Regions from separate parts of the Homo sapiens genome. Here all the other regions are linked to region 1. A link is an interaction called in ENCODE POLR2A ChIA-PET data of the cell type or tissue named here. Cell type or tissue: MCF 10A. All regions are shown on one strand. Each heading gives the region's core, and the rest is flanking DNA. Links, peaks and the distances in the headings are about the cores only. Region 1 overlaps USP40 (ubiquitin specific peptidase 40). Region 2 has its middle 19 kb from the start of SPP2. Region 3 holds the start of SAG (S-antigen visual arrestin).

Region 1 (10,829 bases), core at 2,411-7,410:
CTATTACACATCAACCCCAGACACAGTAAAACGTCTATAAGTAAGTCACAAACCGTAATGTTAGGATGTAAAATGCTTAAAGCATAGCTTCCTGTTATCAGAAAGTTAATGCTGTTGTTGACGAATACTTGCTCCACATTTACTTGTAATACGGCATCTCGTGGTGCCAGCAGTATCCAAGATGCACAGTCCCTTTGATGACACTCAGCCAGCTTTTCAAAGTGTTCGTCTGTATTTCTGACATTCTATCAGTTGTATTTGGAACGTATTGAGAGATACATGTTCTGTAAAGTTTGGATATGAAAAAAGTCAAACTGTGTTCTACCAGGAACATGTTTACCAGGGAGATGATCTATGCCTAAATTTTGTGTTTTCTGGAGTGTTTGTGGCTGATGTATTGAAATGTAACTTTCTTTAGTATGTTGATTTTATATACCAAAATATATAAAATATTAAACAATTTATACACTAACAACCAATAATCTTGCTAAACACTCATGTTGAAGTCATCTATGGAAAAAGACAGTTTTGTTTTACCTGTCCAAATCCTTTGCCTTCCATTTCTTTTGCTTACTGCAGTGAATGGAACTCCCATTCTGGCTTGGGAAAGCTGTACAAGCATTGCTCTCAAATGCTTGTGTCACATTTGCCAAGATACCAGCTTGCCGGGCACCTTCCCAATTAGAGGAAGTTAAACACTTGTTATCCTCATCTACTGTGTTTCGGCCCTTACTGTTACCATGTTTAATTTGAGCCAATCCTTATCGTGTTGTTATACCTTCCCTCAAACTACCTTCTTGTATTTTTAGTTTCCCACAGTAGAGAATCCTTAAGAAAGTGGCCTTCTCACTCCGCCTTAAACTCCCCTTATCTTATCAAATAGGCTTTATTTTGCTCTCTCTTTAAGATGAAGCCTTTCATTAGATTCTGATCGAAGCTTGTCCATGTCTGGTAAGTGTTTATTATGGTGTTCATTTTTTTTGCCTTGCCCATTCCCATTGCAGTTCGTGGCTCTTTTCTTCCAGTTGTGCCTCCACCTTTTGTGACCTTTTTCAATATTGCCGTGTCTCTCTTCAGTCTTAGGAAGTGCTCCCAGCCTCTGTGCCAGCCCAGGTTCCACCTCAGGGAGTATGCCCCTACATTCCTTGATGCCTGCTACAGTTTTTGCTCAGCCAGTTTGAAGATTTGAGGTATTTTTCTAGCTGGCAATATTTATCCTCAGTTTTTTGATGCATAAAATATCTGTTTGCAATTTCATCTTCAGGTTTATCACTGAGGTCATGTACAAAGGCAGTTTCACACTCTGGTGAGGCAGCATGTTTTGAGAGTAGTGATTTCTCTCTTCCTTGAATTTCTTTTGGGTTGTGGTTTCCTGGACATCTCTTTTGGAGTTTTGTGCTCATTTCTTCAGAATTGATCAGCTTCTTTCTAGCAGCATCAGGATCTCTTCCCAGTTCTGTGACATGACTCAAAGGGCAGGCAGGCATTCCTTCATGTGGCTTCAGTCTCTGCACTGCCTGTCCATTTTTGAAGCTCTAACACCTTAGCAAGGTCTTCCTCAGGACTTAGAGAACAATAGAATATTGTGCTTGGTATGTTTTCTTGTTAATGGCTATCAAGCATCCCATTTGTTATTTTTTTTTCTTATTGTTCTGTTGTTTAAGAATCACTAGCTTTTCATCCAGAACTTCATGGTGTTCAGATAATGATTTTGTGCTTTAAGAATTTCACCTGCAGTAGATATATCTGGTGGACACTGTGCTTGTCTCTTTACTACCATTATCCTGACAGATCCCCTGTGCCCACAGACAAAGGGTCCCAAATATTCTAATCGTAGCCAGGTAGTGTTCTTTCCACTTACAGTTCAGCAATTACTTCTTCCCTTTGAAGGAGCTGTGCCCTGCATACATGGAGTTCTTTAGTAGGTACTGCCTGTAAGGAGTAGTTTTCAGGACCAATCTCGTGTAATTTTCTCTGGGTTAAAGCCAACATTTTAGTCTCTCTTAGTGTGCCTGGAAGATGATCCCTTTCTTCTAGCATGGAGGCCACTAACTGCAAAATGTGAATGTAGATCTGGCTATAAAGAGGAGCCTGATCCATGCCACCAGCTTCCTGGGGGGACTTTGGCTTCACAGATGGTTGGCATCATTTGGAACATCATCTTGCACATTTGAGGAAGTGGGGCAAAGAAGGCTCCATGACAGCACCCAATTGGCAGCTCTATGACTGGACCAGCCTGTCCCAACATGGCCAGGGTCAGACACTGGCAGAGTGGAGGAGGACTGGGCCCAGCCTATATGTCATCTGGATCAACTTGTCATATGTTGGGCTCATAGGCTCAAGCATCATCTCTACATTGCCGGTTTGCCTCTTCCCTCCTGTCATTTTTAAATCTCTTATCCCGTTGTCATAAATTTCTTCAAGCACCTTAAACATACTTATTTTATTATTTTCTTTCTGATAATTGCAGCATCTGAAGACTTTGTAGGTCTGACTTGGATATCTTCTGATGTTGCTGATTGTATTTCCTTGTGATTTTAGTATTGTGGACTGTAGGCTTCTTGCTTTGCTTGTTTGTTTGCTTTTTAAGAACTTGATTTACGGGAGTAATTTGAGGACTGAGTTAAAAGTGCCTTCTTCCAAGAAAGATTTGTGTTTGTCTCTAACACAAGCCTGAGATCGCTACCAGCCCTTAACAACATCAAATTGATGGTTTTAGAGCAATACAGCTAGTATGAATTTGGGACACAAACCCACATGAGGACCTACTTGTGATTATTAAAGGACATTTTTCCCCCTTCATCCAGTATCAAGGTCAAGGCAAGCCAGTTCCTCATTGTCCTTTATTGTAAGGTGGATTTTTTTTCTAGGTCGTGGTTATATTGAAGGTATAGCCATTTAGGGATTCCAACTTTTTGCCGGATTTTGTCATTGTGATATATTAAGAAGTATATATTTGGTCATCCTTTCCAGTTCCCATTCCTAGCACAGAGCTCCTTGGAACTTCCTGAGTGATAGGAGTGTCTTTTGTTATTCATAATGGGCCCCTTTCCACCAAACCTGAGTTGATGTTAATGAAGTCACTCTTAGATGCCTCAGGATGGAGGCTGGTTGCCAGAGAAGCCAGTCCCATTATTAGAGGGTTGAAACTTTCAGCCCTGCTTCCCTGACCTTGGGGAGGGGAGAGAGACAGGAAATTGAGTTCAGTCACCAGTGACGAGTGATTTATTTAATCGGTCATGCCTCTGTAATGAAACTTCAGTGAAACCTCTTGAAAAATTAGGTTTGGGGCATTTCTGGGTTGGTGAACACATTTTCATGCTGGGAGGGTGGCCACCGCGACTCCACGGAAACAGAGTTTCCTGAACTCTGGGCCCTTCTGGACCTTGCCCTATGTCTGTCTCCATCTGGCTATTCATTTATATCCTTTGTAATAAAGTGTAGTATAAGTTCCTGAGTTCTTAACTGTTGTTCCAGAAAATTATGAACCTGAGTTGGGGTGATGGGAACCCTAGAATTTGTAATCAGCCAGGCAGAAGTGTGAGTACCCTAGGGACTCCGTATGTAGTTGGTGTTTGAAGTAGGGAACAGTCTTACGGGACTGAGTCCTCAACTTATGGAGTCTGTGCTGTCACCTGATAGTGTCAGAATTGAATACAATTGTGTGACACCTAGTTGATGTCAGAGAATTGGAGAATTGATTGTTGTTTGAAAGACCAGTCCCTCGACTCCCTCCTTTGGGTAGGCCTAGGCTTTCTCTCCCCAACTCTGCCCTGTATGGGCATCAAAATGGAAGTTCAGTGTCAGCAAGATCGGTGTCTTAGTCCATTCAGGTTCAGGCTGCTCTATCACAACACTTAGGCTGGGTAATTTGTAAACAACAGAAATTTATTGCTCACAGTTCTGGAGGCTGGGAAGTCAAGATTAAGGCACCAGCAGATTTTGTGTCTGTGAGGACTTGCTCTGCTTCATAGATGACTCTTTCTTGCTGTGTCCTCACATGGCAGAAAGGACACACAAAACTCCTTCAGGCCTTTTTTATAAAGGCACTACTCCCATTCATGAGGGCTCATCTTTTGTGACCTAATTATCTCCTGAAGACCCCACCTCTTAATACTATTGCATTGGCGGTTAGGTTTCAACGTATGAATTTTGGGGGAACCTAACTACTCTGGCCATAGCAGTTGCACATCTGGAGGCCTCATCTTTGGATTTCTTCCCCACATTCCCATTTCACTTTTTTGACCTCAGAAGAGTTTTCCCTGATGTTCTTGCAAGCTCATGGTGTGTTTAAGATGTTTTTATTTGTTTTGGTTTTACTTTATCTAGCATTTTTAGTAATTTTGTAGCAGGATGGTTGTATCTGGCCTGCCATATTTTTCCATCACTTATTGATTATTTATTTTTGGCTTGCATTGTTTAGGACTATCTGTATTTCTGGTTTTAAGTCCATTTAAAATACTTCTGCAAGATGGCATGTATGGAAATAAAAGGCAATGAAAATAACTTACCGGGGAATTTTGACATGTTCCCCAATACCTTCATAAAATGGGGTGAAAACTTGGATGGTCAGGAAATAGAAAGGAGTATTTAATCTGAGCCTGGCCTGCAAAGATGAGTAGAATTTCCTTAGGTCAACACAAGTGAATGAGACCATACGGGATGAAGACCAGAAAATACTTTGAACTGAATTTTAATGAAAACTCAACATATCAAATTATGTAAAATGTAGCTAAAGTAGTGCTAAGCTGGAAAATATTGGAACCCACTGTGTGTATTGTGCTAGAAGGTTTACTTGTTTCGTATTCCCAATTTACAACTAAAGCCAGAGAGATGAAGTAAATTGTCCAGGATTGCTCAACCAGGAGCTGGAATTCAAAGCCAGGTCTGCCTCATTCCAAGCATATGCAGATTATTGTGATGTTTTTACCACCATTTCATCATCTTGAAACCTTTTTTTTTTTTGACAACGTCTTGCTCTGTGTCATCCATGCTGGAGTGCAGTGGCGCAATCACGGCCTACTGCAGCCTTGACCTCCTGGGCTCAAGCAGTCCTCCCGCCTCAACCTCCTGGCTAATTTTTTTTATCTTTTTGTAGAGTGTGCTGGTCTCTCTATGTTGCCCAGGCTGGTCTTGAACTCCTGGCTCAAGCAGTCCCTCTGCCTCGGCCTCCCAAATTGCTGGGATTACAGGTGTGAGCTACTGTGCCTGGCCAACATTCCTATTTTGTTACTTTTTAAGGGGTTAGTGATAGAAACTCATACTGTTTTCCTTCCTAGGAGGAAAAAAGTAAACCAGATGTGAATCTGAAAGATCTCCAGAGTGAAGAAGAGATTGATCATCCACTGATGATTCTAAAAGCAATCTTATTAGAGGTATAGTATGTGTGTGTATGTATTTGTATGTATGGTATGTATTGTGTGTATGTGTGCATGTGTGTATATATGTAAGAATGTATGCGGTTTAATTGCTAGGTGTGATATTATTACCATTCATAGTCTTTCCTTAAGGACATTCTCTGTATCTATATTTTAATGATGTTTGTGGGGATTTTCTGGTTATGAATGAAATACATATTCATGGTAGAAAATTCAAGAAAAAAACAGAAAATATATACAAAAGATAAAAAGTATAAGTAGGCCAGATACTGACAGTTATTGTTAACACTTTGATATATATTCTTTGCATTCTGTTTTCTTTATGTTTATATATGTATATTGGAATTGGGTTATGACTTTTTTGGCTATTATTGTCATTTTAAACCAAATTGAGCTTTACTAAATGCTGTTTTGCAATTTATTGCATTTCCATATTATCCTTTTAATGTCTATGTGACCTGAAAGTGTGTCCCCTTTTTCATTCCTAGCACTCACTGATAATATCTCAAGTAGATGACTTTTAAAGTTTGTTTAATATGCTGTTTTAAAGATGTGAGGTCTTCTTTCATTTATTCATTCATCCTTAATAAATGATTTGTTATAATTCCTGCTAGGGACCTGGGTCGAGTACTTTAATTATATTGATCTATGACTATTGTATGAATTTACTAGGGCTGCCATGACAAAATGCCACAGACTGCATGGCTTAGATGATAGAAATGTATTTTCTGACAGTTTTGAAGGCTGGAAGTCCAAGATTAAGGTGTTGGCAGTTTTGGTTTCTTCTGAGGCCTCTCTCCTTGGCTTGCAGATGGCCGTCTTCTTCCTGTGTCCTCACATGGTGTTTCTTCTGTGTGTGTGCTTCCCTGGTGTCACTTTGTCCAAACTTCGTCTTCTTATGATAATGCCAATCAGATTTACTTAGGGCCTACTCTAAAATGGAAAACAGCCTCGTTTTACCTTAATCACCTCTTTAAAGGTCTAATCTCCAAATGTGGTCACATTCTGAAATATTGTAGGTTAGGAATTCAACATATGAATTTTGGGGAGATACAATTCAGTCTGTCACCGCTACATCTCACCCCCTTTTAGAACTTGTTTATACTTCAAAACATTTAGATAAGACATTAATCATCTTTGTTTTTGTACTTACGTATCTCTTCCAAAATTCTTGTTTAATATCAGTAATTTACACATTTAAATGGAAAATTCCTTTTTAATGTTGGGAATTTACGAAACCTTGAGCTACTTTTGATATTGCTCTTCAAATGGAAGATGGCACATGGAAAATGGCAAAAATCCAAGTTTTCTCAACTGAGGCTTAACCAGTTTTTAAAAAACTTTTTATAATAAAATAATTATGATGGAATCAACTTACGTGTTTGCTGTTCTAGGCATATTTAATTAGGTATAATCCTGTTGGTCTCTTTGAATTTGTTAAGTATGCAATTATTTCTCATCAGATTTTCTTGAGTGACTGTGTTTCTCTCATAAGGAGGAGAATAATCTAATTCCTGTTGATCAGCTGGGCCAGAAACTTTTGAAAAAGATAGGAATATCTTGGAACAAGAAGTACAGAAAACAGCATGGACCACTGCGGAAGGTAATACATGGCATCGTTTTGGGAAGTCCTAGTCCCAAGAAATTTCATTATGATCGCAACAACATGAATTCCTTTGCAGAAGGATATTTAAAATAGGTGAAAATAAAATCACCGTATTTGTATAATGGCTAGAATCCTACTAAGTTACTTATTAAGTATTACTTACTGAGTTATTTATCATAGAAACAAGAAGTAAGCAAAAATAGTGGGGAGTGACTCCTAAAAAATGTCAGAGTTCATCCCCTAAAGCTTATCATTTTACTTAGAGAAATGTCTTCAGGTATTCACCCAGATTTCACTTGATTTTTTACACAAAATTCTAGTAAGGGAATTTGCCTTTTTATCTATGGTATCAAATTTATTGGCATAAACTTGTTCAAAATATCTCATTATCCTTTTAGTGTCTGTAGAACCTGAAGCTATGTTCCATTTTCATTTCTGATATTAATAATTTTTATTTTCTCACCTTTTTTCATCAGTGTTGCTTGGGGGTTATCAAGTTTTTTTTTGGTTTGTTTTTTGTTTTTTTTTTTTTTTTGAGTTGAGGTCCACTCTGTCGCCCAGGCTGGAGTGCAGCGGCACGACCTCAGCTCACTGCAACCTCCACCTCCCAGGCTCCAGTGATTCTCCTGCCTCAGCCTCCTGAGTAGCTGGGACTACAGGCATGTGACACTGCACCTAGCTAATTTTTGTAGAGACAGGGTTTTGCCATGTCACCCAGGCTGGTCTCAAACTCCTGGACTCAAGTGATCTGCCTGGCCATCAAGTTAATTTTTTCCTTTTCAAGAAACCAGCTTTTGCCTTAGATATAATTTGATGCAATGCTATTGATTTTCTCTATTGCTTTTCTATTTTCTATTTCACTGATATCTGTTCTTATTTTAAAGTATTTTCTTCTACTTCTTGGGACTTAATTTGATCATCTTTTTCTAGCTACTTGGGTTGGTAACTCAGTTTTTTTTTTAAACCTTCTAATACTTTTAAAGCTATAAATTTTCTTCCAAGCACTAGTTATATTCAACAAATTATATTGTTGATTATAGTTATATTGTTGAATATAGTCAGTTATATTCAACAAGCTTTCATTTTCATTCAGTTTGAAATATTTTCTAATTTCTCTTATTTTTTCTTTGGCTCTTGAGTTCTTTGGAGGTGTGTTGGTCAATTTCCAAATATTTAGGGGGTTTCTAGTTATCTTTTTGTTATGTCAGTAAATTGATTTCTAATTAATTTCATTGTACTTTGAGAACATACTCTATATGAGTTCAGTTCTTTTGAATTTCTTAGGACTTGTTTTACGGTTCAGAGTGTTGTCTATCCTGCTCAATGTTCTGTGTTCACTAAAGAGGTTGTTTTCTGCAGTTATTGGATGTAGCATTTCACAAGTGACAACTAGGTCAAATTGATTGTGTTCTTTGTTTCTTCTCTATTCTTCTTATTTTTTTTTTTGCCTTTTCTATTAATTACTGAGGAATTTTTAAATCTCCCAACTATAATTGTGGATTTGTCTCATTTTTTTAAAAAAAAGTTTTGACAGTTTTTGCTTCATGTATCTTCTGGAAGCTATATTATTAGGTACATACACATTTAGGATTGTTATTGCCTCCTGGCGTGAAATGCTTGCCTTTTTTTTGAGACAGAGTTTTGCTCTGTCACTCAGACTGAAGCGTAGGAGCACAGTCACAGCCCACTGCAGCCTTGACCTCCTGGGCCCACGTGATCCTCCTAGCTCAACCTCCTGAGTAGTTGCGACCACAGGCACACCTGGCCACACCTGGCTATGTGTTCTTTTTTTTATTTTTCATTTTGTAGAGATGGTGTCTCCGTATGTTGCCCAGGCTGGTCTTGAACTTCTGGGCTCAAGAGATCCTCCCACCTTGGCCTCCCAAAGTGCTGGGATTATAGGCATGAGCCACCACACCAGAAATGCTTGTCTTTATCTCTGCTAATATCCCTTGCCTTGAAATCTACCTTGTCTGGTATTAATGTAGCCATATAAGCTTTCTTATACATGTGTGTCTCAGTATGAAGTTGGATCTTGTTTATTTTGGAAAATTATGGTTTTTAAGGAATTTGTTCATTTATCTGAGGTGTCAAATTTGTTGGCATAAAGTTGTTTAAAATCTCACCTTATTATCCGTTTAGTGACTGTAGAATATGAACTTATGATTCCTTTTTCATTTCTGATATTGATAATTTGTCTTTTTTTAGCTTTCTTTTTCATTGCTGGGGTTTATCAAGTTTATTAAACTTTTCAAGAAAACGACTTTGCCTGTGTTGATTTTCTCTGCTCTTCTGTTTTCTGTCAAATGACAGAGAGTTTGACAGTCTCTTCCTTTTTATTAGAATGTTTAGTTATTTACATTAATATAATTGATATGGCTGTGTTTGAATCTCTCATCTTGCTATTTGTTTTCTATTTCTCCTCTATTCTTTATTTTCTTTTTCCTTTCCTGCCTTCTTTTGGATTAATAAATTTTTAGTGTCCCATTTTTAGCTCTTTTGTTGGCTTTTTAATCTATTTAATTTCATCTAGCGATTACACTATATATAAATTAACATGATAAATTACAAATTAATAGTATACCACTTTATGTATACTGTAAGATGCTTACAATAGTATAATTTCATTTTCCCATTCCCATTTTTCCTACTATTGCCTTCTTATATTTTACCATTACATGTAATGTAAATTACACTATATGTTACTACTTCTGCTTAAACACTTTAGTGACTTTTAAAGAAATTAAGGAAAGAATAGTGTTTCGTATTTATCTTTTCTGGAGTTTACTGCTCGTTATTTATCCAGGTTTGCATTTAATATCATTTCCCTTCAACCTAGAGAGTTTCCTTTAGCATTTCTTGAAGTTCAGAATTGCAGGTGAAAAATGCTTTCAGATTTTGTCTGAAAATATTTATTTTACCTCCATTTTTTAGTGATATTTTTGATAGATACAGAATTATAAGTTAATCATTTTTGTGTTTTTCTCAGTGTTTTAAAGAGGCCCATTGTGTTCTGGCTTCCAGTATGTTGGATGAGAAGCCAACTGTCATTTTTTATTTCATTCTCTTGAATGTAATGTTTCTTTTTCTTGGTCTACTTTTAAGATTTTCTTTTTATCTTTGGTTTTCAGCAGTTTGACAATAATGTATTTAGGTATTGTGTTCCTTGTGTTTATTTACATTCTATTGCTAAGTATTTTTAATATCTGTGGTCCAAAGTCTTTTTTAAAATTTTGGAAAAATTTTGGCCATTATTTCTTCAATTTCTTTTTCTGCCTCATCTCTCTTTCTTTTTCTGGGAGTCTAACTATATCCTTCCATATCTATGGGGGATTGGTTCTAGAATCCCCAGATGACACCCACATCTGCAGATGCTCAAGTCTCTTTCATGAAATGGCATAGTATTTGCATATGGCCTAGTCACATCCTCCTCTATTCTTTAAACTATCACTAGATTACGTATAATACCTAACATAGCCTGGACGTGGTGGCTCACACCTGTAATCCCAGCAAAAGGGAGGTCTAGGCAAGAGGATTGCTTGAGCCCAGGAGTTTAAGACCAGTCCTGGCAACATAGCAAGACCCCATCTGTACAAAAAATTTAAAAATTAGCTGGATGCGGTGGTGCGCACATGTAATCCCAGCTATTTGGGAAGCTGGGGTGGAGGATTGCTTAAGCCCAAGAGTCTGAGGCTGCAGTGAGCTATGATCATGCACTGCACTGCAGACTGGGCAACAGGATGAGACCCTGTCTCCAAAAGAAAAAAAAGGAAACAAAAAAACCTAATACAATATAAATGCTATGTAAATAGTTGTACTGTATTTTTAAGTTTTTATTATTTTTC
Region 2 (10,829 bases), core at 2,162-7,161, 490 kb before region 1:
TCTGTCCCGGGCTGAAAGGTTTCTACTGAGAAATCCTCTTTTAGTCCAATGGGGATTCCCTTATATGTGGCCAGACTCCTTTGCTGTTTCTACAATTCTCTGTCTTTGACTTTTCACAGTTTGATATAACATGCTGTGGAGACTTTTTGGATTGTATCCATTTGAGGATCCCTGAGTTTCCTGGATCTGGATATCTAAACCTCTTGCTAGACTTGGGAAGTTTTTAGCTATTGTTTTGTTAAGAAAGTTTTCTATGCCTTTGGCCATCTCTTCACCTTCTAGAACACCCAAAATTCACATATTGGGTCTCTATGTGGTGTCCATATGTCACATCTGCTTTATTCATTCTTTTTTCTTTTCTTCTTCTTCCTCTTTTTTTTTCTTTTTGGCCTGACTGGGTTATCTTTAAAGACCTGTCTTCAAGTTCTGAGACTCTTCTACTTGCTCTAGTCTATTATTGATGCTCTTGAACAAATATTTTCTCTCATTTAATTCTTTAGTTCCAAAATTTCTGTTTTTTTGTTTTATTTTGTTTATGATATTGGTGAATTTCTTGTTTATATCCTGAATGGTTTTCCTGATCTCTTTGCATTGTTCATCTGTGTTCTCTTTTATCTCACTAAGCTTTTTAAATGTCATTATTTTGAATACTTTTCCTGGCATTTTATAAATTTCTTTTCATTGAAATATGTTGCTAAAGAATTATTGTGTTCCTTCAGAGGTTTCATATTTCCATGTTTGTTCCTGTTTCTTACATTTTTAAATTGATAGCTGTGCATCTGTTACAATGGTCACTTCTTCGAACTTTTAAAATTGGCTTTTATAGGGAAAGACCTTCTCCTGAAGATGAATCTATGGTGTTTGTTGGATAGGACATTTTAGCTTTTATTCTGGGTGTGTGCAGAAGTATAGTCTTATATGATTTCTTTGGCTATAACCAGCAATAGTGGTGTCTGATTTCTTCAGTGGCTTGAGCTGCAGTTATTAGTGGAGGCTATTGTGAGGTTTTGCTGGTAACAAGGACACCAAGTGGACCAGTCTTTGGGCCCCACTGGTGGCAGTGGTTAGCTGGATGGGTCTTTCCTCAGGCCCCCAGGAGAAGTGCACAGAAACTAGATGTGATGGACAGGGCAGGGTAATTCCAGGGCCCTCAGGGATGTGCTTGGGTACTGGGATGTTGGGGGTACATGTGCATTGCCAGGCCAGGTAGGTCTGGCCTAAGGGCTCCTGGTGGTGTGCTTGGGTGCTGGCTATGGCAGGCAGGGTGGGCTGATCCCCAGGCCCTCCTCAGCAGAGTGCTTGGCTGCCTACAGCAGTGAGAGTAGTGGTTGCAGGGAGCCTGTCCTTGGGGCATGTGCAAGTGCACTACGGCCCTGTTGCTGGAGGAAGCATGGCTGCTGACAGTGGCTGCAGCTGCAGGTAAGCAGGTCTCAGGCCTCCTGAGAACTGTAGCTCTGCTGCTGAGGAAGCAGGGTTAATGTCAGTGGCATGCACTTCAGCCTCCACGGGCAGCAGAAGTGGCTGTAATGGATGGTGGCTGAGTCTGTTCTCAGGGTGTGTGTACAGCAGCCCTAATGCTAGAGGAGGCTGGAGTTGCTGTCTGTGGTAGCCACCCTATGTAGGCAGTTCTCAGGCTTTAGGAAGCACAGGCTTTGGCTCTCTTTGTCCCATGGGCAGCCTCCATAGTGTCCTCCACTGTCCATTCCCTCAGGTGCAAGACACTGTGTGTGCTAGAATGCTGGGGACGCTGCTGCTCCACTGAGTCCAGCTGGCATTGTGCTGATGCAGTCCTCTTCGTGAATGCAGTGGGAATGTTAGTGTGTCCCTAGAAATGTGTAAATGTAGGGGCTGTTGGGTCCCAGGGCGGGATGCAGTCTGGTAAGGACTGAGCTCTCAAAATGGTGCCAAGCTACAGCTACTTAGGAATGGGGAAAGGGGGCTGGATGAGGAACCCAGTGTGAGGCTCCTTTCTGGAATGGTCTTCAGGCAGCTCCCTATGCTATCGTAGGCCCCACAAGGATTGAAGGGTTCTCCCATGGCTAGGGTTGCAGAAGTTCATGGTGGGAATGTGCACAGCTGGGGATCTTTTACCCTTTCTTTAGACTGGGGAGCCTCTCCAGGCTCCCAGCCAATCCCAGTGAACTGACTGCCTTGCTTCTCTCTCCTTCCATGCCTGTGGTGTTTTCTGTCACTTCTCTGCTAAATTCCAGTGTTCTCTCTCAGATGCTCTATTCAAAGTGTGACTGTCTACTTGTTATTTTGATTTTTCATGGAGGAGGCAAGTGTCAGATGCTGCCAGTTGGCTATCTTGAAGGTCCTCCTCAAACTCTATGTTGATGATGTCACATTTCTTTATACTTTGTATCCATTAACATATTTTATATAGTTATTTTGAATACTTTGTTTTAACTCCTATACCTGCATTTAAAATGATTTATGCACCATCATTGCAGTATCATAGTATTCTGTATTTATCTATATATTCAATTTTATCAGCAAACTTTATACTTTCATATGCTTTTGTGCTGCCATTCAATCTTTCATTTTAATTTGAAGGACCTCCTTTATCATTTCTTGTAAGGCTGGTCTAGTTGTGATGGCCTCCCTTGGCTTTGTTTATCTGGAAAAGTTTTATCTTTCCTTCATTTTTGAAGAACCATTAAGCCAGATATAGTATTTTTAGTTGGCAAATTTTTACTTTCAGCACTTTGAATGTACATCCCAATCCCCTGATATCTTATGGAGTTTTCTTTTATGCATTCTCTTGAGGCCTTCAGAACTCCCTCTTTGTCTCTGACTTTTGATCATTTGATTATTATATTACTCTGTATGGACTTCTTTTAATTTATCCTATTTGGAGACCACTGGGCTTCTTAAATCTGGATGTGCCTTTTCCTTCTCAATTTTTAAAAAGTTCTGGCCACTATTTTTTTAAATAAGCCTTGTGCTCATTTTTCCTTCTCTTCTGAGACTCACATAATGCATAGCCTTGTTTACTTGATGGTGTTCCATAAGTCCCTTAGACTTTCTTTACTCTTTTGTATTCTTTTTTTCTTCTTGCTCCTCTGACTGGGTAATTTCAAATGATCTGTCTTTGAGTTAGCTTATTCTTCGGCTTGATGACGTCTACTGTTGAACTTCTCTAATGAATTTTTTAGTTCACTTACATTCTTTAGCTCCAAAATTTCTGTTTGTTTCTCATATTTTTTATTTATTTGTTGAGATCCAAATTTTGTTCAAACACTGTTTTCTTGAGCTCACTGAATATTATTATGATGGTTATTTTGAATTCTTTGTTTGGTGTTTTGTATACCTACACTTATTTAGGGCCAATTTCTGTAGATTTATTCTGTTTCTTTGATTAGGCTATATTTTCCAGTTTCTTTATGTTTCTGTAGCTTGGAGTTGATATCTGCAAATCCAAAGGAACAGGCACCTTTCCCATTATTCACAGACTGGCTTCATGCAGGGAAAGACCTTCGCCAATTAGCACAGGTAGAAAATCTGGAGGTCTCTCAAATTTTCTATGGATGTATTTTCTCTTGGCGAGTGTGTGTAAATTTCTAATTAGAAGAATTTGCTTGTTTCTATCTTCATATGCTCATAATCTCTTACTTCCTCTGGTGTCTACCTGCTGTACTCTGGGTCTTCTGTAGCAGCAGCATGTGCTCCAGCTTTTTTTTTTTTCAGTAGTCACCAGGAATCTAGAGTATGTTAGGTCCCATCAGCACCCTGAATTGGATGAGACAGAAATCAGTACTTCAGGCAGCTCTGCAAAATGCCGTGCTCCAACAATTTCTTTCCCCAGGGAGAAATTACCATTTGAGAGTTTTCACCCACTCATTCTCTGCTGAGCCAGGAGGAGGGGCTATTGTAAATGAGTATATACTAGTCCAAACTGTTGCCTTTATTTTCAGTGTCCCTACCAGCCTCGTGCTTCTTCCTGCCAGTGCTTACATTCAGGCAAACAGAAACCAGTCCCTCAGGCAGCCACTCAGAAAGCTGGACCTTTAGACACACGCTTCAATTCCTTACCTCCTAAGGAAGAAGCCAGGAGTTTTGGGTTTTTTTACCCATTTGTTTTGTGCTGTACTGAAGGGAAGAACAAGGCCAAGAAAAGTGCCCTGAATGTTCCTACTGACTTTTATGCAGCTGGTCTCATGCCCATCTCAGATGCAGGAACTTCTTGTTATTTGTTTCTGGGCTTCTCAGAAAGGAAGTTGCCCCATGTATTATTATTAAATCAGTGTGTGCATGGGTAAAAGGAGGGTCTGGATCTTCCAATCCACCATTATGCTAGCATCACTCATAAATTTCTTGAATATTGGTAGTTAGCAATACCAGACAGAAAGAGAGCTCTGGTAAGTTTCACACCAGTAATTACATGCTCTGGCCTGGAGCTCATTGGCTAGACCTAGTCACATGACTTTACCTAATTCAAAGGGAGCAGGAAAGCAAGTCCTGCTATGTACCTTAAAAGTTAAGAACAAAATATCTGTCAGTGAGCACTAATGACAACCACAAAAGGAAATGCGGTATTGCTGTGAAAAATACTTCTGGTCATGATAATACAAACACTGAACAATAACAAAAACTATAATATGACTCTCTTGGGAGGATGAAGGTGGGGTTGGGAACAGGGCATGAAATGACTAAGTCTTTATTCTTTCACCATAGGAAGTCACAAATGCTAAACAATCAAAACTAGCAGTATGAGTCTATTACTTAGAAATAGGAAAAGAAAAAAGAAAAACAAACAGACAAAAGACTTTTAAGTGGTTGCTTCAGCTCTTAGAGTGAAGTGGGGCAAGGATTTACATGAACATTAACACATGTCATCCATCCAGGAAGAAAAGGGAAGAATGCAGTGAGATGCCTTATTAGCTTCCCTGCCACTCAACTCCAGATGCTCAGACTGGGAGCAAATCCTGTATCTGTTTCCACTTTCACAACCAGCAAACATGCACCAGTCATAAGCAAAAAACCTGAAGAACTGAATAATTTTCATTTGAAGGATAATTTGCAAATTTTGATACTTCCAGTAACCAAGTCTGATCCTGTGCTAACCCCTGGAAGCACAATAGCCTTACTATGTGACCAGAATCCAAATATTTTAATACAACACTCTTTCATTTTTAAAATGTAAATCAGTGGACATGTTTATGGGCTCAACCATTGAAAGCACTCCAAAAACTTCTCTAAAAGAGTCTGTGATGCTTTCAAATTATTGGGATTGCTTTGTACCTCTCCAAAATTACTAAGAAGCATGAAGTTATTTTCAACCTGGGAGGATATATACATTTTTAAAGCAGTCATTTTCCAAACATGTGCTATTGAAAAATATAGTGACAAGGGCAGGTCTTGGGGTCAAAAACCACTGTCTTCTGAATGAGGCCCCTAGCCCTTAGTGACTGAAATCATTAAACTCTTTTTATTTGTCTCACGTAGATGTAAATAATGATGACTGCCTTGCTTCTTCTCATCAGATGCACTCAATTGCCTTTATCTTTCTTCTGAAGACTGTCACGAAGGTGTTGGTGGGAGAATACTCAAGACAGGGAAATAAAAAAACTTGTAATTTCACCTCAAGAGAATATTCTGTATTTCAAAGCTAACCTCCTGCTGCCTAATCCTATTTTGCACGTTAGAAACTGAAAATTATGTTGGCCTCCCTGTGTGACTTTGAGACACTTCTAATCTCTGCTCCATTCTCCCACCCTCAGGCAGATGGAGGTCCTGGGCCAACTAGAGGTGATGTCATGTTCTCAAAGAGACAAAAAAGAAATGAGATGAATAATTTCCAAAGTATTCCCCAATTTTGATGCAACCACTTGGATAGTTTTCATGGGCTAAGGACTATGCTGAGCACTCACATCCCCACGGTAACCCAGCAGGAGAAACCAAATGTGACTCCCTTTTTGCAGACAGGAATATGGTGCCCAGATTGCAGGGTTAGTGGTGGAGGCAGGTGCCTGAGCTCTCTGCTGGGTTGTTACACTACCTTCTACTAGGCCACTTGCCATGGCCACAGGGGTGATAAGACTCTCCCTTAGGGACACCACTATAGGTTTGGAGGGATTGGGAGCCAAGGCAAAGCCTAAGTAGGGAGAAGAGGGAAAAGCTTCAACAAGCATTGCAAGGGACTTTCTCTTGCTTTTGACTACAACTCCCTACCTCACCTTCTCCATGGCCAAGTTATTTTGCCCAACCAGACTCAGCTCAGACTCCACCTCCCTTGCACAGTTTAATCCCATGCTCTCTGTCTCCGCTCTAATCCCATGGGTCCTACAGCAGCTCCCTGGGATTTCCTCTATTATCATGCCTTTCACACTGTGTTAATATCTTGAGTTTGTCTTTCTCTCTCACTAGACTGTGGGTTTTTTGAAGGCAGCAGTTAAGTCATTTATTGCAAATAATTCAATAAATGATTGTTGAATGAATAAATAAATGCATAAAGGAATGACTGCGTTCAGAAGAGGAAACTGGAGCTTTGTGACCTGCCCAATTTCACATAACTAGTTATGCCTGTACATATGTAAAAGTTATGTCTCCTAATTTCTGATTCAGGGCTTTTTCTACTATACTTCGCTAAACTCTGGATGTTTTTCCTCTTTAAGAGTCCCCTATAAAGATCAGCTAACACCCTGGGAGAAATTAATGTAACCATTTGAAAGGAAATAGACCATAGATTAAGAACATAGGAGGACATATTAATATTTCTAAATTTTCTGCAATAAACCAGTACTAATAAAAAAAAGAACATAGGAGGAAAAAAATGACAAAATTAGGAGAAAAAGGGAACATTAAAAAGTGAATAAGTAAGAGAGATGGTCAATAAAACCTTTGCTTATTTCGGATTATCATGTAGGGGTGATCTCAGGAATGTAGTTTGTCAATGCATAAGGAAAAACAGGGACTTATACTCAAGACATTCACATGTTTTATTTCTGCACATCTCGATACTAAAGTCTAAGAAATATACAGAATGAATAAAATATAATTAATTAATGTCAAAAACTGTGAAGGGTCTGAGATTTCACCAAACACGCAACTAGCATGAGTGCTAAAAGAAGACACAAGATTATTTGTTAGAGATGAAAGACAGTTTATTACTTACAGCAGGTGCCAGGGTTTCAATATTTTTTGCATTGGTTACTTGAGCTACAATTCCCACAAAGCAACACGAAAATAGCCATATTATACCTGCATATGCAGTCAATTATATTTCCAGCAGAACACTGATCTGAGAGAAATGGAATCACTTATTATGGGCAGGAAGCACACCTGCCCTTTTCTTTAGAGGAAGACATTATCTTTATTATATTGGGAAGCTAGCATGTCTGTCCTCTGTTCTGAAGGGGGACTTCATCTGTATCTTCCAAGGCTGTTCATTACTCAAAATGCTTGAATAGACAGATAGTCAGAAACAAAAGTAGTCAGTATCTCTATTCATAACATGTGCACAAACATAAGAAACCAATGGATAGTTACCCCCCAATAATGAGCTGATTTCTTTGCTGATTCACCTATTAAATAATACTTAGTCATTATGTGTCATGCACTGAGCTGAATGTGGGGGATACAATAGTGAGCGAACCTCGATATGATTCCTGGCTTCAGAGAGTTTACACTTCAGTGGAGAAGATTAAATATTAATCAAATAATCTCATAAATGCACACAAAGTGGCAACAGTGATGAGGAATCTCAAAAGAGGTCAATGGCACTCAGGAGGGGCTCCGTAGGAAGTGTTGCAAAAGTACATCACAGGAGTATTTGAGGTAGGGAGTCAAGAAAGGCTTTCCTGAAAAAGTGGATCTTGAGACCTGAAAGGCAAATCAGAATTAATGAGGCGAAGAAGAGAGGCCAGAGGTTCCAAGGCAGATGGAATAGAGCAAGAAAAGGGCCTGCAGTAGGAAGGAGAATGTCATTCCTGAGTGAGGGCATCATACAGTTTGCTCAGTGTGGTCATATTTTATGCCTGTTGTCCAAGACTAACTATTAACAGCATCTCTTTCCCTCTCCATAGTGTCCTTGAGAAATTGAGATAGAGATCAGAGAGGGAGAATATGTATCAGATAAGGCTAGAAAGGTAAGTAGGACTAGAGATTTTTTTTTTTTTTTGAGACAGAGTCTCACTCTGTCACCCAGGCTGGAGTGCAATGGCATGATCTCGGCTCACTGCAAGCTCTGCCTCCCGAGTTCGAGAGATTCTCCTACCTCAGCCTCCTAAGTAGCTGGGACTACAGGCACCCGCCACCATGCCTGGCTAATTTTTTTTTTTTTTTGTATTTTTAGTAGAGACGGGGTTTTACTGTGTTGGCTAGGATGGTCTCGATTTCCTGACCTCGTGATCCGCCTGCCTCAGCCTCCCAAAATGCTGGGATTACAGGCGTGAGCCACCGCGCCCAGCCAGACCAGAGCATTTTGAGCCTTATAGCCCCCAGTAACAATCTTGTTCGTTAATCCAAGAGCAAGCGGAAGCTATGTAAGGGTTTTAAATACTGCATGATCAGAGTTTCATTTTGAAGAGATCACTTTGGTCTAGAGTTGGAGAAGAGTTAGAGGAGGGCAGGAATAAGTAGGTGCACAAGGAAGTGTCGAAGTCTATTACTGTGCTTCAGGCAAAGATAACAGTCCAAGTCTAAGCTGGACAAAGATGCAGCGGTAGGGAAGGAAAGAAGTGTTTAGATTGCAGAGATGTTTAGAGGATACAATCAACAGGATATGAAAAGAAAAGTAAGAGGGTGCCAAAAATGACTCCAAGATTTCTGCCTGGTGGAAACATTAAAGAGTGGCAGGGCATGGTGGCTCACGCCTGTAATCCCAGGAGTTCAAAACCAGCCTGGCCAACATGGCGAAACCCTGAATCTACCAAAAATACAAAAGTTAGCTTGGCCGCAGTGGTGCACACCTGTAATCTCAGCTACTTTGGAGGCTAAGGCAAGAGAATCGCTTGAGCCTGGGAGGAGGAGGTTGCAGTGAGCCTAGATCGCACCACTGCATTCTGGTCTGGGTGACAGAGTGAGACCCTATCTCAAAAAAAAAAAATTAAAAAATTAAAAACCATTAAAGAGTGTATATCAAGATGTCAGTTGGATAAGCAGAGAGGGGCTCAGATAGGAAACCTGGGCTGGAATTATAAATCTAGGAATCAACAGAATCTAGACCATAACTGAAGCAATGGGTGTGAATGAGCTGACCCCGGGTGGTCCAGGAGAGAGCCTAAGACAGAGAAGGAAGGAAGGCCAAGATTCAGTGGTCAGAGTAGGATGAATTGCAGTCAGAGGGGACTAAGAAGTAGCAGTCAATGGTATGAAGAAAACCTGCAGACTGTGGTTTCCAGAAAATCAACAGAAGAAAGAGTTCAGGAAGAAGGAAGTTGTCAACAATGTCAAATCTGCTGGGCAATGAGGTAATGGGAAAACTGAAAAATGTCATTGGGTATAAAGACATTGAGATCACTGGCCAGCTTAGAAGGAGGAGCTTCATGGGGGAATGAAGGCTGTAGTGGACTGGAGAAGGCTAAGCAGAGAAAGAGAGGGAAAGCAATGGAGACAATGAGTATAGGGACATTTCTGAAAACTCAGACTACGAAAGAAAGGAGACAGAAAGGGCAATGGGAAGAGGGAGGGCATAGGCTTTATATAGTGAAAATGGGAAAGGCTTGAGCAAATTGAAATACTTCTGATGGAAGTTTCCAGTTGAGAGAGGAAGAGGTTAAGGGAAGGCGAGAGGAGGGGTAATCACTGCTACAAGGTTCCTGACAAGAATGGAGGGGATGGCATCCAAAGCACAGGAGGAGACAGCTGACCTTAGAGAAAACAAAAGAACACTCCTCCACTGCAGTAGAAAAGAACCCTAACGTTCTGGTCCAGGTGGATGAAGGTCTGTAACTTGGAAGAGAGAGATTGAGAGAATTGCTATTGGAATGGAAAAGTAGAAAGTCAGACTATTTGCCAAGACTACAGAAGGAGATTGGGGAACAAGAGGAACCAAAGCCTTTGAGGATAATGGAGGTCTGAAATGGCCATGACAGAGAGTAGGGAGTGGGTAGAAGGAGAGCTTCAGACAGAGCACACGCTTACACGCACACACACGCACACAAGCGAGGCAGGGCCCAAAATCCTGCTACTCCTCCTCTCCACACTCGGTAAATTCTCTCGAATGCAGCCGGGCGGGCCCCCTTCTTCCTTTCCACTTGCCTCCCTGGAACCTTCCTGTTTCCTCATTTTTCTACCACCAGGTTCATTCCCACAACCAAAGACTGCCTGGTGAACCAAGCAGGAAACTCCACCCTTCCGAAGGCTGTGAGAGGAGAGGGAAGGTGTGAACACTCATCATTTAACACCTGTCCTTTCTGCCCTGCCACATTTACAGAAATCACGTAAAAGCAACCAAAATGGTCAAGAAGGTTTGTTGTTGTTTGTTTTGACCAAAGCCATGTGCTCTCCTTCCATTTATTCTAGCAGTGACAAAATGTCAGTATTTCAAAGCAGGGAGAGCCTGCATAATTATTTGGTTCAAATCATTCCTTTTTCTAATGAGGGAACTGAAGCCCAGGGAAGCTTCATGATCCGTCTCATCAGTGGGGTTTTCACATTCTTTGAGAATGTGAAATACTGGAGAATTAATCTGAGCAAATCATATGAAGAGGTGAGCCGTGGTGCTCAATGAAAATGAACTTATCTTCCCTCTCTGAACTCAAAAGTGCTTCCATTCAAGTCAAATGCTCTTCAAGTCTGAAAATGAAAGCCTCCTGCCTTTTAATGGGGAGAGAAATTGTGTCACTTAATTGTGGAAGGATCAGAAGAGGAAACCTCATAACAAA
Region 3 (10,829 bases), core at 3,226-8,225, 230 kb after region 1:
AGCAGCCTGGGTAACAAAATGAGAGCCTGTCTCTATAAAAAAACAAAAAAAAAAAATTAGCTGGGTGTGGTGGTACATGCCTGTAGTCCCAACTACTCAGGAGGCTGAGGCAGGAGGATCCCTTGAGCCCGGGAAGTCAAGGCTGCAGTGAGCCATGATCATGCCACTGCACTCCAGCCTGGGTAATAGAGCCAGACCTTTTCTCAAAACATACAAAAAAGAAAAAAGAAAAAAAGTTAGCAGGGCATGGGCCAGGTGCGGTGGTGCATGCCTGTGGTCCCAGCTATGTGAGAGGCTGAGGTAGGGGGAATTCCTAAACCTGGGAGGTTGAGGCTGCAGTGAGCTGTGACTGTGCCACTGCACTCCAGCCTGGGTGATAGAGACACTGTCCCACACCCCCGACAAAAAAAATTTTTTTCCAGACATATATAACTTAATTATACGAATGCTTTTACTAAGTAAAGAAAAAGATCCTATTGTACATACTGTTCAGCTAACTGCTTTCCTCACTCAATTATACATTGCAAACATCTATTCATACTCACATACATACATCTATACACACACGTATATATATACACACACACACATATAGAGAAAACGTGCTAATCATTTTAATAGCTATGTATTACTCCATTGAATGGATGTACCATAAATTATTTAATCACTTCCTATTGTTAGGGCATCTAGGTTGTTTCCAATTTTTCCCATTGTAATTAATATTGTGATGAACATCCTTATACATATGTCTTTATATCTCTCCATGACTTTTTAAAAATAAATTATAGAATTGGATTTGGCTTTTGATAACATGCTGCCAAATAACCTTCCAGAAAGTGTTTTGCCAAGGCACATTTGCATATCCAGTGTCTGAAACTGCCAGTTTTTCTACACTCTTTAAAAGACGTTTTGTGTTGAAATGATTATAGATTCACAGGAAGTTGCAAAGATAGTACAGAGACGTCCCTAGTATCCTTCATCCAGTTTCTCCCAATGGTTCCATCTGCCATAATTACAGTACAATATCAAAACTAGGAAGCTGACGTGGGACATTCTGAGAAACATTTTGGTTCTTTCCGGTTTGGAGCTACCACAAATAAAGCTGCTGTGAACAATCATGTATAGGTTTTTGTGAGGACACAAGTTTTCATTTCTCTGAGATAAGTGCCCGGGATGCAACTGTTGGGTCATATGGTAAGTATGTGTTTCATGTTTTAAGAAGCTGCTGCTGGGTGCAGTGGCTCACGCCTGTAATCTCAGCACTTTGGGAGGCTAAGGCAGGCAGATCACTTGAGCTCAGGAGTTCAAGACCAGCCTGGGTAACATGGCAAAACTCCATCTCTGCAAAAAATACAAAAATTAGCCAGGCGTGGTGGCACATGCCTGTAGTCTCAGCTACTTGGGAGGCTGAGGTCGGAGGATCGCTTGGGCCCAGGAGGTGGAGGTTGCAGTGAGCCAAGATCTCGCCACTACATTGAAAGTAATGGCAAAAAACTGCAATTACTTTTGCACCAACCTAAAATATTTTAGCCATTTTGGTAGGTGTATAATATGCTCTCACTGTAGCTTTAATCTGTATTTCCCTAGTGGCTAATGATACCAAAGATGTTTTCATGTGCTTGCTTGTCTTCATGTATCTTCTTTGATGAAATGTATCTTCCTGTCTTTCCCCCATTTTCTCATAGGATCTTGCTTTTTGTACTGCTGAGTTCTGAGCGTTCTTCATACATTCCAGACATGAGTCCTTTGTCTCTTCACACTCTTTAAAATTCTTTCCAGCCGGACACAGTGGCTCATGCCTGTAATCCCAGCACTTTGGGAGGCCGAGGCGGGCGGATCACCTGAGGTCAGGAGTTTGAGACCAGCCTGGCCAACATGGTGAAACCCCATCTCTACTAAAAATACAAAATTAGCTGGGCGTGGTGATGCATTCCTGTAATCCCAGCTATTTGGGAGGCTGAGGCAGAAGAATCACTTGAACCCAGGAGGCAGAGGTTGCAGTGAGCCAAGATCATGCCACTGCACTCCAGCCCGGCCAACAAGAATGAAACTCCATCTCAAAAAAATAAAAATAAAAATAAAAATAAAAATAAATAAAATTGTTTCCAATCAGCCAGTGGCGCCTCACTGATGTTTTAATTTGCATGTCTTTATTTAGATTATTAGCAAGGCCAGTTTTTAAAAACACAAAGTGAGCGGTTATCTGTGACTTAAAGGAAAACCAGCATTACAGTTTTCTCCAAGCAACTTACCCACAGGCTGGACTTGGCTGACATGGTCTATGTAGTCTCTGTTCCCCAGGTAGATGGTCACCTGCAAGAAGAACAGGTGTGGGTCTAAGGGCCAAAGAATGCTAAGCTAAGGCATCCATGATAAAAACCAGCAGCAGCCCGGGCGCGGTGGCTCACACCTGTAATCTTAGCACTTTGGGAGGCCAAGGCGGGCGGATCACGAGGTCAGGAGTTTGAGCCTGGCCAATATGGTGAAACCCTGTCTCTACTAAAAAAAAATATAAAAATTAGCTGGGCGTGGTGGCACGCGCCTGTAGTCCCAGCTACTCAAGAGGCTGAGGCAGGAGAATCAGTTAAACCTGGGAGGCGGAGGTTGCAGTGAGCCAAGAGCACGCCACTGCACTCCAGCCTGGGCAACAGAGTGAGACTCCGTCTCAAAAAAAAAAAAAAGAAAGAAAGAAAATTATGTAAATGAGACTTTTGCCATCCATTTGCATGTTAAATCTTTTATTTCCAGCTGTGGAATGAAAGGTAGCCCCTCTTTGTCACAAGAACTTCTGGACAGGCTGGGTGTGGTGGCTCACCCCTGTAATCCCAGCACTTTGGGAGGCTGAGGCGGGCGGATCACCTGAGGTCGGGAGTTTGAGACCAGCCTGGCCAACATGACGAAACCCTGTCTCTACTAAAAACACAAAAATTAGCTGGGCATGATGGTATACGCCTGTAATTCCAGCTACTCGAGAGATTGAGGCAGGAGAGTTGCTTGAGCCTAGGAGGTGGAGGTTGCAGTGAGCAGAGATCGTTCCACTGCACTCCAGCCTGGGTGACAGAGCAAGACTCTGTCTCAAAAAAAAAAAAAAAAAAAAAAAAAAAAAGAACTTCTGGACAACGCAAAGAGGTGTGAGTTCTGGAGAAGCCCCTGAAATCCCACCAGGTGAACTACTGCACAGGTAGACCTAAAGCCACGCACTGAGGGAGCTGGGTGGGAAGGGGATGGCCATCATCTGGGCCCACAGGCCCTGGCCCTGTCCTGCCCCTGGCAACGAAGGTCTCTACCCACTTATGGGAGAGCAGGGTTGGGTTTCCCAGCCCTCAGCACTTTAATCCATAGGACTGTGGCTTGGTGGTAGTAATCTGGAGTCTCTGCACATCTTTAAGCATCTACTGCAGAGTCTAGGACACACAGGGATTCAGTGTTTGCCAAGTGCACCAATGAATGAGAGTACACTCTTTCATTGAGTGTGGCCCCCTTGGCTGGCCCCCTTCTTCGAATGAATATTTTGAATTCCAGGAACGGCCTAAATCATTTTTGTTGGCATTAAGTCCTCTCCTATACGCTCCCCTTTCACCCATATCAGATGTCCCGAAGCGTAGCCCTGTGCCCTCTAGGTTACTCGCATGAATGATGCTGAAGTGACTTCCAGCAAATACCACTAGAACCCTGGTTTACAGAGAAGATTCCGTAGGAAACCTTATACTCCCAGCGCTAAGCATGTTTGGGAGGCCTCACTAGCCTGGGTGGTGTGGAAGCCTGGCACCTGTGAGCAGCGGGCTGACCGGGACACACACTGCTACCTGCTGGTTGCTGCAGCGAGTCCCAGCTTCCTAAACACTGTGGGTGTCTTGGCCTTGCCCTCAAGATCCACCCTGCGGGGCTGACCAGGGCGTGTTGCCCTAGTAGATTCCCTGGTCTTCTGGCTTCTGGGCAAGGTGGGCCAGATGTTTGTCCCCACCTTGCCTGCATGGTGGCTGGGCCTGCGGCTGGCACAGCCCTCTAGTGGGGATCACAGTTCCTGGGAGGTAGCCCTGAGGGCCTCGGGGTTCTGAGAATTGTGCGATCCCTCATCCCTTAACCCCAGGGAGGTGCCAGCACCCAGCTGCTCGTCACTGCCGTGTGGCGCATGGAGCTCTTTCTTGTAATTTTTTTTTTTTTTTGAGACAAGGTCTCATTCTGTCGCCCAGGCTGGAGTGCAGTGGCACTATCTCAGCTCACTGCAACCCCTGCTTCCCAGGATCAAGTGATCCTCTCACCTCAGCCTCCCAGGTAGCTGGGACTACAGATGCACGCCACCATGCCCAGCTAATTTTTTATATTTTTTTGTAGAGACAGGGTCTCGCCATGTTGCCCAGGCTGGTCTCAAACTCCTGGGCTCAAGCAATCCACCCACCTCGGCCTTCCAGAGTGCTGGGATTACAGGCATGAGCCACCACTGTACCTGGCTATTTCTTGTGATTTCTTTCACACCTGCCTACACCCTAGCAAACAGCCCCTTTTAAAAACTCTCCTCTGGCCAGGTACAGTGGCTCATGCCTGTAATCCCAACACTGAGAGACCAAGGTGGGAAGGATCACCTGAAGTCAGGAGTTCAAGCCAGGGCAACAAAGTGATACCCCCTCCTCTGTCCCCTGCCATCTCTCAAAAAAAAAAAAAAAAAAAAAAAGATTAGCCCGGGCAAGGTGGTGCCTGCTTGTAGTCTCAACTACTTGGGAAGCTGAGGAAGGAGGATCACTTGAGCCTAGGAGGTTGAGGCTGCAGTGAGCTACGATCGTACCATTGTACTCCAACCCTGCTCTCCCACAAAGGGGGTAAAGAGATCTTCACTGGTCTCCAGAGTAAGACCCTGTCTCAAAAAAAAAAAAATTCTCCCCAAATCAACCAATTTGGAGGCTGCCTTGCAGGAATGGTAACTATGACCTCGCTATTCTGCTGCTCAGTGTCTACTGGCTGCTCACTCCTTCTCTGTGGAATAAACCCCAGCGCCTTGTGCGTGGCCACCCTGAGAGCATCCTCTCTAACAGCTCCACTCTTCCCTGGGCTCTGGCCACAGCGGCTCTGCCACAGCTCCCCCAAACACCACAGATTTGTGCCTCTGTTCCTATTGTTTCCACGGTAAGGAAGGCCCTTCTGCTGCACTTTCACCTGGGGGAAATCCTACCCACGCTTCAGGGGACACCTCACGGTCCCCATCTCTCCCTTTGCCCAGCACCCCCTGGCTTTTGGTGCCCCGGGAGCATGTGGCCTGCGACCACACCTCAGTGTGCAGCACACTGTGTTCTGGGTGCTCTTGCAGGAGCCTGTCTCCTTTGCTAGACTTCGCCTGTCAATTAGGCAAATACTGCTTTCATCTATCCCACACACGGTTACAGAGGCCCCAGCAGCTGCTGGCTACTGAAAATAAAAACCGAAGAAGACATCCCCTTGGTCCCCAAGGTCCCTGCTCTTTGGTTGGGAGCCCAGCAAGTGAACTGGCAATTGTGCCCCTGGAATAAATGCCAGGGCAAAGGCTGGTGGGGAGGAAGCCTGAGGGGAGGGCACTGAGGAGGGAAGGAGAGAGGGAAGGCTCTTGCTTTCAGAGGAGGCTCTACCTGGTGGACAAATGGCATAGCCAGAGGACAGGGGACGGTTGAGGGCATGCTCTCTGAGCAAAATGTATACGAAGCCCGGGGCCCCGAGAATGCTTCTGGAACTGCCAATGGCTTCACCATGCCACTGAATGGGGATGCAGGCTGCTGCTGCTGAAATGGTCTCATAGGACGTGGCCCTAAAGAACCTCAGAAGACGTTGAAGCGTTTTAAGCAGGATGAAAGACTTGAATTAAACAGTATTTAGGAAAGCTAAATAGAGAAATAGCTTTTGGAAGAATTAAATAGCATTTCGAGTGCTTATCATGTATCAGGGGCCAAGCTAAGCACTTTGACCACATGGTTTCACTTAATCCTCACAGCAACTCAATGAGACAGGAATGCAGCCCATTTTATAGAAGGGAGCACTGAGATTTAGCTCATGCCAGCAGCAAACTGGAGAATGGATCGGCAAGGGGAGAACCAGTTAGGCAGCCTGACTGTGGAGCTGATGAGGGGGACTGCAGAGTGGACGGGAGAGACAAGGGCAGGTGAAGAGAGGGCATGTTTCTTCTCTTTCAAAAGGTTTGGCTGCAAGGGAAGAAGAACTAGAAAGGATATAGGGTCGAGGGTAGTTGGTGGTTGTTCTTAAGGTGCATGAGGTCGGTACTTATTTGTTTATTTATTTGAGACAGAGTTTCGCTCTTGTTGCCCAGGCTGGAGTGCAATGGCGCGATCTCGGCTCACTGCAAACTCCACCTCCCAGGTTCAAGCGATTCTCCTGCCTCAGCCTCCCGAGTAGCTGGGATTACAGGCATGCACCACCACGCCCGGCTAATTTTTGTATTTTTAGTAGAGACAGGGTTTCTCCATGTTGGCCAGGCTGGTCTCGAACTCCTGACCTCAGGTGATCCACCTGCCTTGGCCTCCCAAAGTGCTGGGATTACAGGCATAAACCACCGCGCCTGGCTGGTACTTATTTTTATGCTCAGACAAAGTACTAGCAGAGAGGAGAGGCTGCACACACAGCCAGACCAATGACTGAGGCCCCTGAGAAGGTGGCCAACCATGAAACCCAGGGTGTAAGAGGTGGTGAACCTCAGATGGGAGCAAACTACCCCTTCCACTGCAACAGGAAGGACAGGGGCAGGATGGGGGCAGGTAGAGAAGTGGGTGATGTGAGACTGTAGCCAGCCTTCGGGGGCCCATCCAACAGCCACACACCCCTTCTTCCTGGATAAAAGCCGCCAACTATTGTTCAGGGACCACCATCTTCCACCAGGCGGTATGCTCAGAGGAGGCCGGCTCCAGGGTACGATTCTTGATTGGCCTGATTCACTACGATCATCTAATTCTTCTGGCTTGGGATTGGTTTACAGTGGACATGTGACCCAGTTTTGGCCAATGAGATATGAGAGAAGAGTCTTGGGAAAGATTTCCTGACCCTTACAAGAGACCCCAGGAAACCACAGCCTCTTCCTTCTGGATGTTGTCAAGTGTGGGTGAGACGCCAGGAGCAGGGGCAGTCATTTAGCCACCTGCTGGAGGATGAAGGTCAAAGAAGAGGGCAGCGTCGGGAGAATCACAGAGAAATGGGCTCAGAGCCCTGGCACACCATGCCTGGGGCCACACAGACATCGCTGGCAAAATGATCTGAATACATGAGACAGGAATTGAATTCTCTTTTCCCACCTGTGAGGACTTATCTACAAAAACCATCTACATTTCTTGGTGGAAAATCTAGGAGCAAGGGGAAAACAACGTGGGAAACCAACACGAGTGGTTTCCTCTTCAGCCAGAAGTTGAGATAAAATGGACTGGAAAGATACAACTTGGGAAAGGGCTTGGAGAACGAAAGAATCAGAGTACTTGATTAAAATGACCGAGTTCCTTAACTAGGAGAGGAGAAGGCAGAAAGCACACAGGCAAAGCCGGATCTCCTGGGTGGCACGGTAAGGATGGGGAGGTTCTTTGGACCCCATACCGGGTTCAGAAGTCAGCCACAATGGGCCAGGTGCGGTGGCTCACACCTGTAATCTCAGCACTTGGGGAGGCCAAGATGGGCGGATCACCTGAGGTCAGGAGTTCGAGACCAGCTTGGCCAACATGGTGAAACCCTGTCTCTACTAAAAATACAAAAATTAGCTGGGCGCGGTGGCACATGCCTGTAGTCCCAGCTACTAGGGAGGCCGAGGCAGAATTGCTTGAACCTGGGAGGCAGAGGTTGCAGTGAGCTGAGATCACGCCACTGCACTCCAGCCTCGGTGACAGAGTGAGACTCTGTCTCAAAAAAAAAAAAAAAAAAAAAGCCAGAATGATGGCGAGCTACCCTGTCCAGTAGGGTAGCCACTGCTTAAGGTGGCTCCCGGACACCTGAAATATGGCCATTCCAAATTGACATGTTCTGTAAACATAAAATACACATCAGATTTCAATAATTCTTATATTATTATTTACAAGTTGAACTGATAGTTTTTTGGATATAGTGGGCTGAAATAAAATATAACATCAAAATGAATTTCACCTGTTTCTTCTTACTTTTTAAATGTGGCTACTAGAAAATTTAAAATTACATATGTGGCTTGCACTAGATGTTGCTGAGCTAGATTTTTGGCCCACAAGAAGCTTTCGAGTGGAGCTATCCACAGAGGCTGGACGGTGGACCCTCTCCCATGCGAGGAAGTTCATGGGCACACCTGGAGCATCTAACGTGCCCCTGGAGAGTGGTGGAAAGGGGGCAGACTGGGGCATTTTCCCTTATCCAATGGCCCTGCGGGCCCAGCTGAGGCTTGAGACCCCCCGGGTGGGGTAGGTGCACGGAGAAGAAGGAGTCACATTGATCACTGTCTGGGTTTTACCCAGGCAGGTGACACAATAGATAGACAAAAGGCCAAGGGCATCACAGGTACTGACAAAACTGTGTTTAAATAGTAAGTCAAGGGTTCAAGGCTGGCTAGGAAAAGATGCAGAGGTGGGGGTGACAGTGTGGGGATTGAGGGATTCGGAGAAAACTGAGGGACACAGGACTAAAGTCTTGATGAGACTGAAGAGAAGCTCTATTTCTGCAGTTCATTCACTCATTTATAGCTCAGTGATCATCCATCTTAGACAGAGACAAAAATAGACACAAAGCTTCCCTGGCCCTCACAGTGTTTGTTTGTTTTTTATTTGAGACAGAGTCTCCCTCTGCTACCCAGGCTAGAGTGCAGTGGCACCATCTGGGCTCACTGCAACCTGTACCTCCTGGGTTCAAGTGATTCTTGTGCCTCAGCCTCCCAAGTCTGGGATTACAGGTGCCTGCCACCATACCCAGCTAATTTTTGTATTTTTAGTAGAGATGGGTTTTGCCATGTTGGCCAGGCTGGTCTCGAACTCCTGGCCTCAAGTTATCCCGCCTCCGCCTCCCAAAGTGCTGGGATTACAGGCATGAGCCACCGCGCCCTGGCCCTCAAAGAGTTTTGATGTTGATCATGACTACACTGTACTTGAAAAAGCTCCATTTTTTTTAAACAATAATTTCTATCAAATCACTCACTTGTGCACCACTCACCGATTTGTCCCGGGAGATCTTCTTGAAGATAACATGGTTCGGTTCGGACTTGCTGGTCTTCCCGCTGGCTGCCATGTTATCTGTCCCTGGCAACTTCTACCACCTTGGGGTGTTGGTCAGGTGTTAGAGGGTTGGAGAAAGGTAAGACAATCCTAAATATCAAGTCAAGAACATCCTAGTTATGAAACCTACTCACGAGATCCTGTGCGTCCTCACCATGCCCTTGTACCGGCTTCAACATCCGAGTTTCATCGGTGAGTCTTTGCTTAGTTTGTATTTTACTGCAGCATGCTTTGGGGTGTTTTCAATATTTTATTTTTCTTGGTAAGCTTCAAACATTTCTCAGTACACCTTGCCAGGGAGTCTAGCTAGATTCCAATGAGGTTTTACTTTCTGACTAACCTTTGGTGTTATCACACTTAGCCAGGTTGAATTTAAAGTTCTATCGTGACTGTGTCTAATGGCGAATAAATCAGAAAAGTTCCTGAAAACCACAACATAACCACTTCGCAAAGACTGTTTTCAAGAAGATATTAATGGCCGGGCACTGTGGCTCACACCTGTCATCTCAACATTCTGGGAGGCTGAAGCGAGAGGATCATTTGAAACCAGGAGTTGGAGACTGGCCTGGGCAACATAGCAAGATCCTATCACTTTTTTTAAAAAAAAAGAATATATTAAAATCCCAAAAGTTCTATTTGGCAATTCCTACTAAGAGATAGCCACTCTGTTTTACAATTAAGAGGCCATCTTAGCGGTCTAGAATTAAGCATACTCTGAGGTTTTTTTTTTTTTTAAGATATAGGAGCTCGTTCTGTTGCCCAGGCTGGAGGGCAGTGCCACAATCATAGCTCACCGCAGCCTCGAACTCCTGGGCTCGTGATCCTCCTGCCTCAGCCAGCTGAGTAGCCAGGACTACAGGTGTGTGACACCATGCCTAGCTAATTTATTTTTATTTTTGTTTTTTTGTAGAGACTGGGTCTGACTGTATTGCTCAAGTTGGTCTCGAATTCCTGGCTTCAAGTGATCCTCCAGCCTCAGCCTCCTGAGTCACTGGGACTATAGGCATGAGCCATTGCACCCGCTCACTCCAAGTCTCCTTAAATAGCAACCAAGTCTTATGGAAACCACACAGAAAAGGTGAAGGCGGGACATACTGTCTGCAGGAAAACGCCCATCCTTGCTCTTCCCCACACCTGCCCCAGGTTTCTGATAAGGTTTTGGCCTGTGGTGGTCACATACCTTGTGATTTGTCACCAACCAGGTGGGAAGGGCCGGGTGGCAAGGAGAGGGTCTCTATGCTCTGAGATGATGAATAGCCAGCCCCTGTTCTGAGCAAGCTGGTACCGTCTTGCCAGATGAGCCTGAAGGGGCACCGCTGAGGCTCCTGGCCTACGTATGTGGGGAATTTGTAGGGGATCTAGCGAGGATGCCCAGCATCCAGGTCTCAATGTCTAAAAGCCAAATCCCACTTAAGGAGCAGAGTTGGATTAGTGCTGAGACAGTGAACTGGTAGTTTCAGCAGTTCTAAGCATTAAGCAACACCCCCCGCCCCGGTCTCCATACGGAGGGTCTCACAGATGTATGAGTCACCCAGCTGACTTGGGGAAGGTTGGTGGGAGGGCCAACAGCTAAATGAAAGCTACTTTTTCTTCTAAACCTCTTTGGATTCTGGAAATAGACTGATTATCTCTTCATTCCCGGGC

What was found. ChIA-PET counts read pairs that join two places held together with the same protein. Peaks named below come from ENCODE experiments on the same cell type or tissue, not always from the same donor. Only the 100,000 strongest peaks of a DNase experiment are listed, where the experiment ranks them.
Region 2: POLR2A ChIA-PET joins it to region 1 with 5 read pairs; 1 of 35 experiments calls an interaction of 5 or more read pairs at or near these places.
Region 3: POLR2A ChIA-PET joins it to region 1 with 5 read pairs; 3 of 35 experiments call an interaction of 5 or more read pairs at or near these places.

Annotation. Positions count from the first base shown.
Region 1 is chr2:233,536,814-233,547,642 of GRCh38, reverse strand. USP40 (ubiquitin specific peptidase 40) reads left to right here. Exons shown (of 32, transcript NM_001365479.2): 9 at 5,280-5,375; 10 at 6,874-6,981. It also overlaps the pseudogene PPFIA1P1. Among named protein-coding and RNA genes, the nearest start is that of USP40, 25 kb to the left of the region's middle. In MCF 10A, for the core only: no CTCF peak of the experiment used is centred there; a DNase peak (open chromatin) is centred at 4,932.
Region 2 is chr2:234,026,374-234,037,202 of GRCh38, reverse strand. No RefSeq gene overlaps it. Among named protein-coding and RNA genes, the nearest start is that of SPP2, 19 kb to the left of the region's middle. In MCF 10A, for the core only: no CTCF peak of the experiment used is centred there; a DNase peak (open chromatin) is centred at 4,692.
Region 3 is chr2:233,307,559-233,318,387 of GRCh38, reverse strand. SAG (S-antigen visual arrestin) reads right to left here and starts at 10,572. Exons shown (of 16, transcript NM_000541.5): 1 at 10,366-10,572; 2 at 9,124-9,226; 3 at 2,253-2,313. The coding sequence starts at 9,198. In MCF 10A, for the core only: no CTCF peak of the experiment used is centred there; no DNase peak of the experiment used is centred there.